2 separate regions of the Homo sapiens genome follow, and region 1 is linked to region 2. Evidence: read pairs that join two places in POLR2A ChIA-PET (ENCODE). Cell type or tissue: A673. All regions are shown on one strand. Each heading gives the region's core, and the rest is flanking DNA. Links, peaks and the distances in the headings are about the cores only. Region 1 overlaps RGS5 (regulator of G protein signaling 5). Region 2 has its middle 20 kb from the start of CCDC190.

Evidence for each region. ChIA-PET counts read pairs that join two places held together with the same protein. Peaks named below come from ENCODE experiments on the same cell type or tissue, not always from the same donor. Only the 100,000 strongest peaks of a DNase experiment are listed, where the experiment ranks them.
Region 1: POLR2A ChIA-PET joins it to region 2 with 6 read pairs; 1 of 35 experiments calls an interaction of 5 or more read pairs at or near these places.

Annotation. Positions count from the first base shown.
Region 1 is chr1:163,193,088-163,198,475 of GRCh38, reverse strand. All of the region lies in intron 1 of RGS5 (regulator of G protein signaling 5), which reads left to right. The region is part of intron 2 of RGS5-AS1 (RGS5 antisense RNA 1); the gene reads right to left. Among named protein-coding and RNA genes, the nearest start is that of RGS5, 7.1 kb to the left of the region's middle. In A673, for the core only: no CTCF peak of the experiment used is centred there; a DNase peak (open chromatin) is centred at 2,385.
Region 2 is chr1:162,838,132-162,843,519 of GRCh38, reverse strand. No RefSeq gene overlaps it. Among named protein-coding and RNA genes, the nearest start is that of CCDC190, 20 kb to the left of the region's middle. In A673, for the core only: a CTCF peak has its summit at 3,011; DNase peaks (open chromatin) are centred at 2,049, 2,469 and 3,069; H3K27ac peaks cover 3,295 bases.

The DNA of each region.
Region 1 (5,388 bases), core at 89-5,088, 360 kb before region 2:
TAAAATTTTAATGAGCAATAGTCTCAAAAATCTAAATATCATCATAATATAAAGGAACCAGTGCAGTTATTAGTATTTTAAAGAGCTACAAGCCCTTTGCTACTCTGGGTGACTGGCATAGATCTGATTTCTGTTTCAGACTGAGAAGGGCTAAGGGTATAATGTGTTTAATCCACAGTTCACACAGGGGCTTTTGGCCATCTCAAGGGTGTGTCAATGCTAGGAATTTCAGAAGCCATAGGAAGTAAATGGGAAAGGTAATTTTCAAACATTTATTATTTTTAAATTTATTTTAAATTTTTGTTTTTAAAAATTTTGTTTTTAAAATGTATTATTATTTTACAAAACAATCATTTTTTTCCCCATGTTCTCTGATTTATGTGGGTCAAGTGTGGACAATTTAGAATAGAAAGGCAGCTAATAAGCAGGACTACTAATGAACTAATCTGAGGTTGTTAAACCTTTAAAAGCACTAGAGTGAGTCAAGGTTCCTGGGTTTTCAGGATTAATAAATTCAAAGGCATAAGCACATCCTTGGGCTAATTGTAGAGAAAAGGCAAGCACCAAGTGAATTAAAGACTGGCAATTAGCTTGAACAACTGATAGCTCAATTGGAATGAATTGAGGACCATCAAAGAAACCTGAGAGAGGTCCTAGCAGAGCTTCTGGTTGGGTTTAGGATCATGCTTGCTGAGAATAAGTATGAATTTCAAGCTTACTATACCTGATATTCTAGAGATGTCATTGAAAGCATTGTAGTGAAACTTTAGAATGTTAAGAAAGTGAATGAACTATTTAATAAAATTTGGAGGGGGATCACTAAGAAAAACATTTATTTTGATTCCTACTGATGAAACAATATCAGTGATTTCTCTAGATTGCCTTTCAAACCTGTGTACTTGCCTTAGGCATATGGATGAAAGACCCATGCCCTGCTCCCATGGAAATTTAAGCCCAGTTAGGGAGATAAATAAGAAAAAATTAATGCTCAGTGTTGCAATCCACTACGAAGGAATATATCCATAAAGTGCCAAGAAGCACAGAAGTTGGGGTGGTAGGCGGGGCCCCTAGAGCTTTTAGTGGGCAGGGAAGAATTTACAAGGTTATACGGATGATGCTTGAAGAAAGTCTAAGAGGACAGAGGAGTTAGCCAGGTCTAGACAGGAAGAGGAGAGAGAAGGAAGGCCATCTAGGTGAAGGGGACAGGCCTGTGTGTGCAGAGACCCAGAGATGGGCGGGCACAGCCAATTTGGCTGATGTTGTGACATCTATGTACAACCTGTATTATCTCTCAGAGGCCAGCAAGGAGGGAAACCGCTGAGTTTCTAACCACAGTTAACCTCCTGGGCAGCAAGTCCTGCATATGGTTCTCTGGGAACTTCTCCAGTGCTCATCTGTTCCCAACTCTGAGGATGGAAGAGATTTATTCAGGGGAAAGATAGTCCTCCCCTTCACCTAAATGATTTTATTACTAAAAGGATAGACTGTATTTGGTATAGTAGACACCAAATAAACATTTTGTTGAAGGAATACATGAATGAAGTTACAGCAAATAGAGACAAGAGCACTTCTAGGACAGCTTGGTATTTCCTCTGCTTTCCTTGGGTATTGGGGAGACCAAGAACAGTATCAGTGTTGACATTTTAGGCCACAATCGGAAAAAGAGTGTGTGTTGCTAAATAAAGAGAGGTGCCTGCTATGGGAGAAGGGGAGTGGGGATTAGGAGAAAAAGAAAAGTGAAGGAGACTGTCTGCATTTCTATAATGAGGAAAGCCTTGTTAAAGAGGTGAGTCTTCTTTTGGCTGCAATGATGGTATCCCTTAGGTGAGCTCTAGGAAGTTGTACTGCCTGGGCTGTTCCTCATGCAGTTACTGTTGAAGCTTCTTTAGTGAATTGCATTCTGTATTCCAGCTAGTTGCCCCTTTCTATTCTTTCTTTCATTTAGTCTGGGTTATGCTGAATCACCAGATATCAATTCATAACACTTTTAGATCCCAGAATCTTACATTTTGAAACATCCCAGAAAGGTTATCTAATTTGTTTCTCCTTCTCTAGCAAGGACTACACAATATTACGGGATAGATGATATCTAGGGAGAGAGTTTATTTATGTCTCTGGAGCCATTGTTAATGGTTTTTGTCTGTACTGCTGGCCAGAGAGAAAAGGGGCTAAATTTTAATTAATTCAGTCAGGATCAGTCATTAGTAACAGGAACCAGAATATGGCTGGAGGCCAGAAGATAACAGTTTCCTATCTCTTTCCTCCCTTAAAGTTCTAATCAGTTCTCAGATAACATTGCATCTGCACTACTTTGAAGGCTGAGTCACCCAGAGGATAAAGACAGTGAAAGCCTGATTGTTTCTAACGATCGAGGAAGTTACTCTTAAGATTACAGGATTCAGGAATAGGAAAGAAAATGTTCACAGTAAGGAAGGATGTGAGCTCACAGTCTCTCCCCTGCCTCAAGACCAGCGCTTGAATTGCAGTGTGGCGGGGTAGAAAGAACAGTGCTCATAACTTCCTCTATTTCTTCCTTACTGTGTGAACTTTGGGAAGTCACCAAACCTCTCTGAACTTCATTTTCTCAGAAGTGCTAAAAGAAATAAATGAAATATTATATTTAAGGTGACTAGTTTTTAGTAGAAGGACCCCTATTAAACAATTATTTTCCTTTTATCTCTCTTTTCCCCTTTGTAGGCAGTGAAGGAAACATAATTTAAGTCAGTCAATTATGTGCTAAGGCCTTTGATAAAACTTACTCCTTTTTATCCTTCCTCATCATAACCTCATCTTTTAAAAAAAAATAAAGATAAATTTTAAAAATGGTACAGTATTTAAAAAATACTTTATCCATAATTTTTTCAATATATATATATTTTAAATTATTATTGTTACTTTTGTTTCAGTAGTTTTTGGGGTACAGTTGATGTTTGGTTACATGAATAAGTTCTTTAGTGGTGATTTCTGAAATTTCAGGGCACCCTTCACCCAAGCACTGCACCCTGTAGCCTATAGGCAGTCTTTTATCCCTCATCCCCCTTTCACCCTTGCCCCCTGATTCCCCACAGTCCATTATATCACTCTTATTCCTTTGCATCCTCATAGCTTAGCTCCCACTTATAAGTGAGAACATGCAATATGTGGTTTTCCATTCCTGAGTTACTTCACTTAGAATGATAGCCTCCAGCTCCATCCAAGTTGCTGCAAACGACATTATTCCATTCTTATATACAACATGGTATATGTATACCACATTGTCTTTATCCACTCACTCACTGGTCGATGGGCACGTAGGTTAGTTCTATATCTTTGCAACTGCAAATGGTGCTGCTATAAACATAAGTGTGCATATGTCTTCATATAATGACTTCTTTTCCTTTGGGCAGACACTGGATTGGGATTGCTGGATCAAATGGTAGTTCTACTTTTAGTTCTTTAAGGAATCCCTATACTGTTTTCCATAGAGGTTGTACTAATTTATATTCCCACCAGCAGTATAAAAGTGTTCCCTTTTTACCACATCCATGCCAACATCTATTGTTTTTTGACTTTTTAATTATCAACGTATATTTCTTCTTACAAAACATATCAAGTCTTTACAAAATGATAAAGCTCATTAAAAACCATGATCATACTTAAAAGTTAACAATAATTCTATAATTCATTGAATATCCGGTAAGAATCGAAATATTTTCAATGCTCTTTTCTCAATTGGATTGTTTGTATTAGGATCCAAAAATGTTCACACATTGAGATTTCTTAATCTTATATCTCTCTCAGTCAATAGGCTTCCTGTTTATTCTTTCTTTGCAATTTATTTGAAAAACACAGTCTTTTTAGACACAAGTATAAGAGGCTATATAACATGTGGGAAAGGTACTAGATAGGGAATACAGGCACCTGAGCTGTAACACTGGCTTCTACTACCTAGTGGAGGATAAGTCATGTGCCAGTTCCCCTCTCCAAGTATCACTATTACATTTGTAATAGGACGTGATCAATTATATGGTCTGTTATACTCCTTCCAGCTCCAACACTTTCTTATTCTGAATTGGGACACCATGTATTTTGAGAAAATATTCCATTTTTATTATAATTTCTTATCTCATCTAAGTCATATAGGAAGGCCTGGGAAACAAACTCCTGAATGTAGCTTAAAAGATGCAATCAATTACATATGTGCAATTTTCTTCCCATAATGTTTAAAAATCTCAGTGGACTCAATTAAGAACCCCATATTTCTTTAAAAGACTTGTGATAAGTTCAGAATATACTCCCAGTTTGTGAAAAGTATATATTAATATGCAGTGGAAAGTGATTCTGTTTTATTTTGGTGAATTCTATGAAGAAAAAGGGTGGTCTCGGTTTCTTGTACAATTTGAGGATGAATTAGAATCTGAATCTAACAGTGTATGATGCTTGCACTTTATTTACAGTTAACTTCATTTTTTCCTCTTCAAGTGTATAATGTCACTGAGGGCAAGATAAAAAAGTAAACACAGACGCATGTGACTTTGGGGGTGTGGCACCACTGACTACATTTATACTACACTACATTTTCTCCAGTGGGAAAGGGTGGCCCACTCCTGCCCTTCTGAATGTTGCTTAGAGGTAAACTTGTCATTTGCCTTAACAGTGGAAAAGTTTTCATCCTTGAGGATGGGATGAGAAGGGTATGTCAGGGTTTCCAGGTCTTTACATAATTAACCAATTTTCATCTGCCATCTGGGTAGATCATGGAGTACTGACAATTCTTGGAAGTGCTATGAAGACTGCTGACTGCATAAATCCATGTCAGGCGTGTATATGCTCAGCAACTGCAAATTCCAACCAGATTAGGAACATATAGTTTGCCTCCAGACTAGGCATTAGAAATTGGGTCTTTCCTGGAAAATCTGTAGGTGTGATCAACCTAATTATAGGATGCATGCATTATCAACACAGCTAATCCATGTGCGTTTTTAGGCTTATTTACCCTGACCATAGAGCTCCTGAAAAGTCCAAACAGAGTATTTATTTGCAAGGCATTCCATTCAGTTGCCATGCCTAGGTAGAATAACTTAACCTGAATTTTTGTTCTCCTTCAAAAAGAAAATATTTCAGTGTTTAAAGGAATTGGCCAAGCAGCTTTTGAATACTTTGGACAGTAGATACTTGATGACCATGTTGGTTTCATGAATAGTAAATGAGGCTAAGACCTTTATTCTATATTCTCCATGTTTTCCTTCCTAACTGTTTCCCCAGGCGCTGCTCAAAACAGCACCTAGCCCATCTGGACAGATCATTTAGAGACTTAAAACTCTACATTCTAGAAAGACATTGGAACTATCATATTAGAGTCAGAAGAAGAAAAGCAACACGAAATAAAGTACTTGTAAAAATGTGAAG
Region 2 (5,388 bases), core at 179-5,178:
AACAAGTACACTTATACATATGTAAATAGACATAAATATTTAATACTGTATTTCATCTGATCCAGGATGCCAATTTTATGAGATGCACCCTTGTTTTATGTACTAGTAAGAAAGAAAAAGAATGCTGCCAATTAAACTATGGCATGCTCTTGATTGTAAAATGCATCACAATTTCAAAGAAGTTAAAATATGAAAATGTAAATCTCACAATTAATGAAACAAAGAGTATCTGTGTGTGTATATTGTGTGTGAGACACATACATACGCATACTTTTTTAATGCCCTTCACCTACGAAAAACTAAGCATTATGTTAGAACTAAAATGAAGCCTTGGATGATAGTCTCCTAGCGCCCACGTTATAAGATATCCAAACAGGATCACCATCAACTAAAAATTAGATTATGTTGAAATCTGTTTATGTTTCAGGGCTCAGCACAAGTCCCACTTAATGCATGATTTCGCAGGGGAATCTCTCCCTTCCTGTCTGCTGGAGCAGCAGCAATTCAAAACTTGAGTTCAGAACGTCTTTTTTCTTTTATTTTTAATTTTATTTTTCCATAAGATATTGGGGTACAGTTGGTATTTGGTTACATGAGTAAGTTCTTTAGTGGAGTTCTGTGAGAACCTGGTGCACCCATCACCTGAGCAGTATACACTGCACCATATTTGCTGTCTTTTATCCTTCACCCCCCTCCCACCCTTCCTCCCAAGTCCCCAAAGTCCATTGTACCATTCTTATGCCTTTGTGTCCTCATAGCTTAGTTCCCACATATCAGTGAGAACATGGAATATTTGGTTTTCCATTCCCAAGTTACTTCACTTAGAATAATAGTCTCTAATCTCATCCAGGTCATTGCAAATGCTGCTAATTCATTCCTTTTTATGGCTGAGTAGTATTCCATTGTGTGTGTGTGTGTATATATATATCATATATATATCTGATATATGTGATATATGAGATATATTTTATATATATATATATATATATATATATATATATATATAAGAGTTTCTGTATCCACTCTTTGATTGATGGGCATTTGGGTTGGTTCCACAACTTTGCTAATCAAACTAAAGAGCTTTTGCATGGCAAAAAGAACAGTCAGCACAGTGAACAGACAACCCACAGAGTGGGAGAAAATCTTCACAATCTACATCTGACAAAGGACTAATATCCAGAATCTACAATGAATTCAAAGGAATCAGTAAGAAGAAAACAATCAATTCTCATCAAAAAGTGGGCTAAGAACATGAACAGACAATTCTCAAAAGAAGATATACAAATGGGCCAGGCGCGGTGGCTCACACCTGTAATCCCAGCACTTTGGGAGGCCAAGGTGGGCAGATCATGAGGTCAGAAGATTGAGACCATCCTGGCTAACACAGTGAAACCCTGTTTCTACTAAAAACACAAAAAAATTAGCCGGGCGTGGTGGCGGGTGCCTGCAGTCCCAGCTACTCGGGAGGCTGAGGCAGGAGAATGGCGTGAACCCGGGAGGCAGAGCTTGCAGTGAGCCGAGATTGCGCCACTGCACTCCAGCCTGGGCGACAGAGCGAGACTCCGTCTCAAAAAAAAAAAAAAAAAAAAAATACAAATGGGCAACAAACATAAGAAAAAATGCTCAGCATCACTAATGATCAGGGAAATGCAAATCAAAACCACAATGCGATACCACCTTATTCCTGTAAGAATGGCCATAATCAAAGAATCAAAAAACTGTAGACGTTGGCATGGATGTGGTGATCAGGGAACACTTCTAGACTGCTGGTGGGAATGTAAACTAGTACAGCCACTATGAAAAACAGTGTGGAGATTCCTTAAATAAGTAAAAGTAGAACTACCATTTGATCCAGCAATCCCACTACTGGGTAGATACCCAGAGGAAAAGAAGTCATTATTCGAAAAAGATACTTGCACACGCATGTTTATAGCAGCACATTTAGGAGGTCTTGTTTTTGACCTCTCTTTGTCTCTGTACTTAAATTTTGTATCCTCATCAAGATTTAAGTTCCCTGCATTGTGCATGTGAGGGGGGACAGATTACCAGTGACTGTTTTTTCTCTGTCCCTTGGGGCTCTTAGCACAAGCCTGAGCATAAATACCCATGCCTTTGACTTATATCCCAATGCTGTAAATGTATAGATGTATAGAAAGTAAGAGTCCTCAATAGGTTGCTTATTAATGTTCCTGGTGGTTTTCAAAAGGAGAGAAAACTTTATAAGAAAATCAGTTGAAGATTTCTCACTCTGAACATAGATTCCTTTTACCGAATCTTTTACTTAATTTTAATCAGCTAGCATTTATGAAGCACCCACTAGGAGTAGGCACTTCCGGGCTAGCCACTACTGGGCTAGGCACTGTAGATACACAGAGAAGGGCTGCTGCTCATTGAGCACTCATTCCCATGCTGGGTGAGGGTCTAGAGCTGCTCACAGAGAGGCGGTGGGAGACAGGCACACCAGCATGCAAGTACAGTGCACTGGGATCTCTCTCACTAGATACAAGGAAGGTTTGGCAAATTAGTTTGTTTCTCATGGGCCATGATTGTTAGCAGCTACTCTTGGATCACTGTGTTAAGAAGGATTCTGATGTCACAGCACTTACTAACACTTCTGCTCCATTGTAAGGTGTTGCTGTGAAAGAATTCACCAGGAAAAGTACAGCTGAGCAAAGGAAGAAAGATAAGTTACCCATTAAGAACTAGCAACATTTTTGCTAGTGTAACCAGGGTCATAAAAACATAATTTTTATTTAATTATTTTAGGATATAATAACAAATGCATGTTAATTGTAGATATTTGGAAAGTACAAAAAATGTTACAGGAACCTAAAAATGTATACAAGGTCCCAGCATTAGGAGGCAATGCTATTGATGTGTCAGCATATTCCTTTCTAATCTTTTGTCTAAGCTTTGTTGAAAAGGAGGAATATTACAACAACAGTAAAGATATACAGAAGCCTTTACCTTTTAGGAACAGTTCCCCCAGTGTTTTCATAGAGCATTCTGGCCACAAGATGTCCTCAAAAAAGGAGTCTGTGTTTGAATGCATTTGGGATACACTGTATCTTCTATCCCCATCTTAGGGATTCACACATGGTAACATGATACTAGCATAGTAAAGATCTTGGCAAGTTCCACAGTTAAAGAAAAATTCCTATGGAAATTTTCCTCCTTTCCTGCTTGCCTGCCTGCCTGCCTGCCTGCCTTCCCTCCTTCCTTCCTTCCTTCCTTCCTTCCTTCCTTCCTTCCTTCCTTCCTTCCTTCCTTCCCTCCCTCCCCCCTTCCTTCCTTCTTCCTTCCTTCCTTCTTTCCTTCCTTCCTTCCTTTTTTTTTTTTTGAGACAGAGTCTCGCTCTGTCACCCAGGCTGGAGTGCAGTAGCGCGATCTCCACTCACTGCAAGCTCTGCCTCCCAGGTTCACGCCATTCTCCTGCCTCAGCCTCCCGAGTAGCTGGGACTACAGGTGCCTGCCATCGCGCCCGGCTAATTTTTGTTGTATTTTCAGTAGAGACAGGGTTTCACCGTGTTAGCCAGGATGGTCTCGATCTCCTGACCTCGTGATCCACCCGCCTCGGCCTCCCAAAGTGCTGGGATTACAGGCGTGAGCCACTGCGCCCGGCCTCCTTCCTTGCTTCCTTCCTTCCTTCTTTCTTTCTTTCTTTCTTTTTCTTTCTTTCTTCTTTCTTTCTTTTCTTTCTCTCTTTCTTTCTCTGTTGCTCTTTCTTTCTGTTTCTCTCTCTCTTTTTTTCTTTCTTCCCTTGCTCCCCTTTCTACTTCTCCACTATGCCTCTTTCTTTCCCTTCCCCTTCCTTCCTCTTTCTTTCTTTATTCCCTGCTTGCTTGCTTTTTTTTATTACCTACTGACATCTTGCAGAATAACTACTTTCCTGAAGAACCCATGTTGGAAAATAATTTCTAAAAGAAAGGCAGTTCCTGATGTTCCCAAGGTCTCACATTTCTGTGTTTCTCAAAGTCAGGCAGCCAACATGAGGGAAGCAAGTCCAGCTGATGGAAGACATTAAGTGCAAAGATAATTGCATTACACCTGGTGGCACCTGCTGAGGTATATTGCCTCAGAGAACACTGTATGGTACAAACAAGAGTGCAAAATAAATTCCCACATGCTGTACCCTCTGGATCAGTAGGATAAAGTAAAGATAAAGAATTAATGAACTTGAAAACTGCTAAAACTTGTAATTTACATAAACATCTGCTTTCTTTGCTCCCCAAACCTAAAATTAATCTTATATGTACCCAAAGTGAATGCATTTTTATAGTGAAGTCATATTTCTTACTCACCAATAATATGATGGGCACCAGCAGCATCCAGATTAAAGGAGGCAGAATTTCATATGTAAGGTTGGCCACCACTGTGCCTGAGCACCCTGTAATCACCCAAGTGGGTTCATCTTGCCTGCTGCCCAGAAGCGCCAAACACTGAGAACAGCAGGAGTTGCGGTAGAGAAAGAGTTTAATAATCACAGTGCCAGCCAAGCTGAAGGGTGGGAGATGTTTCGCAAATCTACCTCTCTGAGAATTCAGAGGCTAAGGTTTTTCAAGGATAGTTTGGTGGGCAGGTGGCTAGGGAATGAGGGATGCTGACTGGTTGGGTCAGAGATAAAATTACAGGCGGTTGAAGTTCTCTTGTCATGTTGAGTTGGTTCTTGGGTAGGGGTCACAAGACCAGTTGAGCCAATTTATTGGTATGGCTACCAGTCCAGGTGGCACCACCTGGTCCATCAAAATGCAAGGTCTGAAAAACACCTCAAACACCAGTTTTAGTTTTTACAATAGTGATGCTATCTATAGGAGCAATTGAGGAGGTTAATTCTTGTTACCTCTGGCTACATAACTCCTGAACCATAATTCTAACCTTGTGGAGTTCTACAAAGGCAGTTTAAGTCCCTGAGCAAGGAGGAGGTTAGTTTCAGGAAACGACTTTGTTTTAAAGTTAAACTGTAAACTAAATTCCTCCCATAGCCTACGCCCAGGAATGAGCAAGAATAGTTTGTGAGATTACAAGTCAGATGGAATTAGTTATGTTAGATTTCTCTCACTGTCACAGTTTTTGCAAAGGTGGTTTCAACTGTGCACTGGAATACAGGCCCTGGGGACACAGAGAGGGGCACTATGAGGTTCTTGATTCATCAGATAATTACCATGTCATCTTCATATGCAAGATATTGTCCTAAGCACACTCTGTCAATTTTCTTTGAAATAGGAGATCTCTTCAGTTCAACAACTATTATGTGTCTATCATGTAAAAGGAACCCGGGACATAAAAGAAAGCCTCTATTCCTAGAAACTTGTAGTATAAAAAATTAGACAGCTATACCATGCCTTTACCTAAGAACTGATTGGGGAAGAAGAAGTGGTCCCAGAGATA